2 separate regions of the Homo sapiens genome follow, and region 2 is linked to region 1. Evidence: chromatin loops called from intact Hi-C (ENCODE). Cell type or tissue: gastrocnemius medialis. All regions are shown on one strand. Each heading gives the region's core, and the rest is flanking DNA. Links, peaks and the distances in the headings are about the cores only. Region 1 has its middle 34 kb from the start of SGK1. Region 2 overlaps CT69 (cancer/testis associated transcript 69).

Evidence for each region. A loop is a pair of places that touch in the nucleus more often than their neighbours do. Peaks named below come from ENCODE experiments on the same cell type or tissue, not always from the same donor. Only the 100,000 strongest peaks of a DNase experiment are listed, where the experiment ranks them.
Region 2: it touches region 1 in a loop (5-fold over the local background); 3 of 110 quality-filtered maps call a loop at or near these places.

The regions. Positions count from the first base shown.
Region 1 is chr6:134,351,062-134,353,980 of GRCh38, reverse strand. No RefSeq gene overlaps it. Among named protein-coding and RNA genes, the nearest start is that of SGK1, 34 kb to the right of the region's middle. In gastrocnemius medialis, for the core only: no CTCF peak of the experiment used is centred there; a DNase peak (open chromatin) is centred at 1,620; H3K4me3 peaks cover 626 bases; H3K27ac peaks cover 2,213 bases.
Region 2 is chr6:134,464,072-134,466,990 of GRCh38, reverse strand. All of the region lies in intron 2 of CT69 (cancer/testis associated transcript 69), which reads left to right. LINC01010 (long intergenic non-protein coding RNA 1010) reads right to left here. Exons shown (of 3, transcript NR_038217.1): 2 at 2,142-2,250. Among named protein-coding and RNA genes, the nearest start is that of CT69, 13 kb to the left of the region's middle. In gastrocnemius medialis, for the core only: no CTCF peak of the experiment used is centred there; DNase peaks (open chromatin) are centred at 901, 1,430 and 2,170; H3K27ac peaks cover 2,500 bases.

The sequences.
Region 1 (2,919 bases), core at 124-2,623:
AAGGAAGTAGATACCAGGCTCACACGGAGAAATGCTATTCCAGGTGGGGCCGGCGAGGCACAGGGACTGGAACAGAACTGCACAAAGGAAGAGGGAAGCTGGAAAATACCAATCACAGATAGGAAGGACTCTGTTCCCAAGATATCTTCATCCAGCAATCACGATCTAGGCACTGCAAGCTGCATTTACTGCATTTCAACTCTCACAAACTGTCATAAGTTTAGAGACTACAGCTTAATTTTAGGACATACTCTTGGTCTGTCAAACTTGTGTAAAGAGAAAAGGTCTCCTATTTAAAATTCGTGGGAGAAGAGCAAACCTCAACGTTTAGGTCACATTTAAGCCATTTTTGAATTAATGAATGATCAAGATGAAAAGCACAGCTATTCGAAGCAGATCTCAAAAAAGGAAGGGTCTCCTGTTTAAAATTTGTGGGAGAAGAGCAAACCTCAATGTTTAGGCCACAATTTAAGCCATTTTTGAATTAATGAATGATCAAGATGAAAAGCAGAGCTATTCAGAAGCAGATCTCAGAGATTCCTCACACGGAAACTCACAAGCAAGCAAGTTACTTTCTCCAGGGAACTTTCCCATCTATTAGCCACTTGAACATCTTAAATGAGAGATTAGTCAAACAAAGAGCCTCAATACCACATGGAGTGACTCACTCCTGGTTCCACGGAGTCTCTGAGGGGCTGACAAGCAATCCACTCCTCTGTTCCAAAGAAGAACTTATTTATGTGTGAGTTCAAGAAGAGAAGATAACTTCACATCAAACTGAGACTCGAATTAGAGAATGGGCAGATACCCAAAGACCTATGTTGATGGAGAGTGTGATGGCAGCTACTCCCTGCAACTGGAGAACCATTATTTCTCTGACCTAGGATTTTCTCATTTCTGACTTACCACTGTGAGAAGTTCCTACTTTACAAAGTCTCCCTGTCCTGTAACTTCTCAATCTGACTTACAGCTCCAAAAGACCACAAGGTTGTAAATCAGACTTCAATGTGTTTCTTCCCTTTGCCTGACTGTGGTTAAGCTGTCTGAGAGGTTGACAACAGAAATATAATGGGAATTCAAAAGATATAATCACATCTAAATTGCAGGGTCAAAGACTTAGCCAGGAGCTAAAGTGATTGTGCACAGCCCTGTTTTAGATCTCAAAGCTGCAGACCTAGGGAGCGCATCACTACTTACAAAGTTTACCCTACAGTACAGCTGGGAGTTCAGATTTTTGAAATGTATTGATGAATTAATTTCAATGAAATACATGGAAATTTATTGAGTATAGAATAATTGCTAAACTTAAAATCTAGGATTCATTCACCCAAAAATATTGACTGATTATAATGTATCAGACTCTGTCTAGTTGCTAGGGAAAGAGAGACAAATCAAAAGGTGAGCCTTGTTTCCAACAAGCTTATGAATTGGAAGAGGACACATAAATAAAATGAACCAATGATCTGATACAACACAACATGTGAGAAGGACGCAGAGCAGCTTAAAGGGAGAGCTTTTAACCCTGGGGGTGTCAGGAGTGGTTAAGAAAGGGCCCTGCAGAAACTGACATCTGAGCTGGTTCTCAGGGAGAAATAGCAGTCACCAGGCAGCCTTTGGGGGAGGGAGAGTGGAGGGAGGGGAAGCCACAAGGCTTTCTTGGAAGCAAAGAAAACAGCAGGTGCAAAAGAGGCATGAAATAGTATCTTGTCCTATAAACTTGCAGTCAGTGTTACTGACGAGTTGGATGGGAAAGCAACAACAGGCAGCAAAGAGATGCCTGGGATAATGGGAGTAGGTGCAGCTGGAGGGCTAGGAGCTGGCCAGGGCCCCCTGTGTCACACCAACTCTCATGCTCAACCTTGATTCAGCAGGCAGTGGGAGGCCAGGAAGAGGCTTTCAGAAGAGCTATGATCAGACTTGCGTTTTGGAGGGATATCTCTGGGTGAAAAACAAAACGAAAGAAACTATGCTGATAGCGCGTAGCTTTTATAGTCTGGTTAGAAATGTCTCTCACCAGTATTTTTTTAGTCCTCTAAGTCATATTTAAGAGCATTAGCCTGTCTTCTGATCCTTTGTGACCTATGCCAATTGCTATATGATGTCTTTTATTCCCCCAAACACAATCAGCAGCACTGACATGGAGTGGAAGGGGGAGGTTTTAGGCTGCCACCAGCTCCAACCCCTTTTTACTTGCTTCTTCAGCTACCCCAAGTAATCATTTCTTCTAAATAAAGCTATTGTGCTTGCTCTTCAGGGGCAGCTTCAAGACAAAGTTCTGAGCCCCCTTTCCAGCCATGAGCAGCTCTAAGTCCCTTCAGCAGAGTATACAAATCCGGGAGCATCCACTGACTATCAGCAAACGACTCTTAGACTTACAGATAATTGTTAGGTTCTTCAAGAAAGCAGAGGTTTCATAACGTTCTTGTGTAAGGCCCTAAAGGAAACTTCTCATCAGAACCCCACTAGTCTACAATGATTGGGAGAGGCCTCTGCAGGTAGAACCTATGAAGAAAGTCTCCATTCTTCAACAATTAGGACCATTACTCCTGAAATTGGCAACAAATGGTTTGGCCATTGGCTATATCCTCAGCTGAATTCCACAAGAGTCATTTCAGGTATGAGCTGCCACATAATCATATTCTATCTGAAAAGCCTAAAGTATAAAACACAGTGTTGATGATTATCTGAAAAACTAGAATGAATTTCCTGTAGTGCTTTCAAAACATAAAACTAATAGCTATTCATAAATGCCTTTCTTTGTTATATACCTTTTATTTGTTTATTTATTTTTGAGACAGAGTCTTACTCTGTCACCCAGGCTGGAGTGTGGTGGCGAGGTCTCTGCTTACTGCAACCACTGCCCCCTGGGTTCAAGTGATTCTCGTGCCTCAGCCTCCCAAGTAGCTAGGATTACAGACG
Region 2 (2,919 bases), core at 142-2,641, 110 kb before region 1:
AGAATATGTTTTCCAAACTCCTCCTATAAATGCACCATCCAATTAAAGAAAGCTGAGATAACATTACTTCAAGGCACTTTCAAAAAAATGATGTCAAATTTTGCACACAAGTGGAGTGCTGCTTTTATTTCACATACGTGCTCATATCTGTTTTTAATAGAATGTTGATAGAGAAATCTTGTTACTGCTGGAAAGAAATGAAGAACAAATGTTCTCTTACAACTTGCAAATTTCAACCAGTAAGTTCTGGGTTTCTTGGACTAGTGAGCATAAGTATCAGCTAGTGTGTTTTCTAAAAAAAGGTTTGTTTCTGGGCCCATATTCTGGGAGCTTCTGATTCAGTAGGTAAAAGCAGGGTGCAGCAATCAGAAATGTTTATAATTATGCCATGGGATTTGGATGCAGGTGGTCTGCAGACTTCACTTTGAGAATAATAAAAAATAAGAACCCTGATTTGTGAAAGGTCCTATAGGATCTTGGTTTCCTCTTGAGCGCAACTGTTACTAAATTATAATTCAGGTACCCAGCTGCCAGGTGAATGGCTTTATGTTTTGATTATAAGAAAAGTCAAATGGCCAAGAAACTCTTAGAACACGCTTTACAGTTCTAAAAATGTTTATCTTTTCTATTCTTTAATTGACTGAGGCTTCTGTTTAGGTTAATGCCACAAATGTTGATGCCACAAGAGTGAAGTACAGAAAGAAAGTTCATAAAAATATTTATTTGGCATCTGGCAAACTATAAAATATTTTCTCACATGTTACCTAATTTGATTCTCATGGTAGCTCTGTCGGGGAGTCAGGGCAGGTATGTGTTAATTTTGCCTATGAGCAAACAGAGGTCTGAAGAGGTTCTAACTTGCCCAATACCAGATAGTAGAAATAAACAGCAGAGAAGCCACTCCTCCTGGGACTGCTCATGCCTAGGTTATGCAGTGTTGGTTCAACTACCTTTCATGGTCCCCTAATATATCCAAATATATTCCTTAATGTCTTTCTCTCCTGACTCTTTCATCTCTAGAGACATTGCATAGGGAACATTTAACACTGTGCTCAGGAGGAAAAGGAGGAGGGTTGGATGCTATTGTGTGTTCAGGATTAAATGAGATAATATATGTGAAAGTCTTTGTAGTTATAAAATATTATACATATACAAGCATATATTATTATTGCATTGTATATTGCATATTAGATTATTGCTTATCCTTTTCAGAGCATGACTGCATCATATAGGAAACTCTTGGCCAGGCACAGTGGCTCATGCCTGTAATCCCAGCACTTTGGGAGGCCAAGGTGGGCGGATTACTTGAGGCCGGGAGTTCAAAACCGTGTCTCTACTAAAAATAGAAAAATTAGCTGGGTGTGTTGGCACACGCCTGTAATCTCAGCTATTCGGGAGGCTGAGGCACGAGAATCGCTTGAACTGGGGACATGGAGGTTGCAGTGAGCCAAGATTGCACCACTGCACTGCAGCATGGGTGACAGAGCAAGACTCTGTCTCAAAACATAATAATAACAATAAGAGAAATTCTTGAAACTTAGAGTTTCTGAGAAAAAGAGTTACCAACAATAAATTTAATAATACATTTTTAAAAATTGAGGAAGGAATACATGCAGAAATAAATAATAATTTAAAAGATAATGAGAAACTAATTAGAATAAGCTGAAACATGATTGAAGTTCGGTTGTGGGAGGAGATAAATGACTCATACTGAAAACTACCTAAAATAGCACATACAAAAGCGTTTATAAGCTTAGAATTTCTTATTTTATTTTCTCAGAATATTTCTGGTAGTTAAATTTGAGGCTTCCTGCGATGTGGGCATCTCAGAGGAACCATATAGATTGGCGCTTGTACTACAAAATATCCTAAGTTGACTGGGTTTAAATGTGGTTTTTTAAATTTACTTTTATTGTCATTTTCCCCACTTACCCTGACTTGAAGCTCATGAAAGTAGTTTTTATATCCTGAAGTCAAGGAGGCATTGTTCAGCCGCATCATTTGCCTACTTCTCATAGCTTGAAAGGGGAATAAAAGGCAGATTGCCTCACCACCTTGCTATTTTAGTCTCCTGATGTCTTGTGGTCTCGGCACCTCTCCCTGCTTGTAATTCCATATTGCTAGTTGTAATCAAATCCTACCTTGGAAAGGTCAGACTTGAGCAGGAAGAGTGCAGTCATTCCAACAGCTGTCGCTCTGGGCTCTCCCGCTGTGTCACAGTGTGAGGCGTGTGCACCACTGCACTCCAGCCTGGGTAACAGAGGGAGACTCCATGTGAAAAATAAATAAATAAATAGAATAAAATAAATGAAATAAAATTTCTTTGGAATGGCTACTTTCTCGTCTTCTTGAGCTTCATGAGGGGCTTAAAAGCAAAGATTATTTTTCTGTGACATTTAATGGCAAATACAGATAGAAAGAAATACGTTTAGGATGTTCCAGGGGTTCGAAAAACATGTTCATCCAGGCCCACTAATTTGGTCTTTTTCTTCTTATTATTCTTATTCTCACTCTTCTTTTGTTTTGGACACGGGGTATGACTCTGTCACCCAGGCTGGAGTGCAGTGGAGTCATCACAGCTCACTGCTGCCGTGGCCTCCTGGGTTCAAGGGATCCTCCCACCACAGCCTCCCAAGTAGCTGCAACTACAGGTACACGTCCCCACACCTGGCTAATTTTTGATTTTGTCTTTGGGTAGAGATGGGGTTTTGCCATGCTGTCCAGCATGGTCTCAAACTCCTGGACTCAAGCAATCAACCTGCCTTGCTCAGCCTCATACAGTGCTGGGATTAAAGGTGTGAGCTACCATGCCCAGCCTAATCTGGTCTTTAAAACCAGAAAGTTATCAAAATATTTCAAATTCCTTATGGACGCAGAACTTCAAGCTGAAACATCCTTTCTAGGCTCTCGTTTACACTC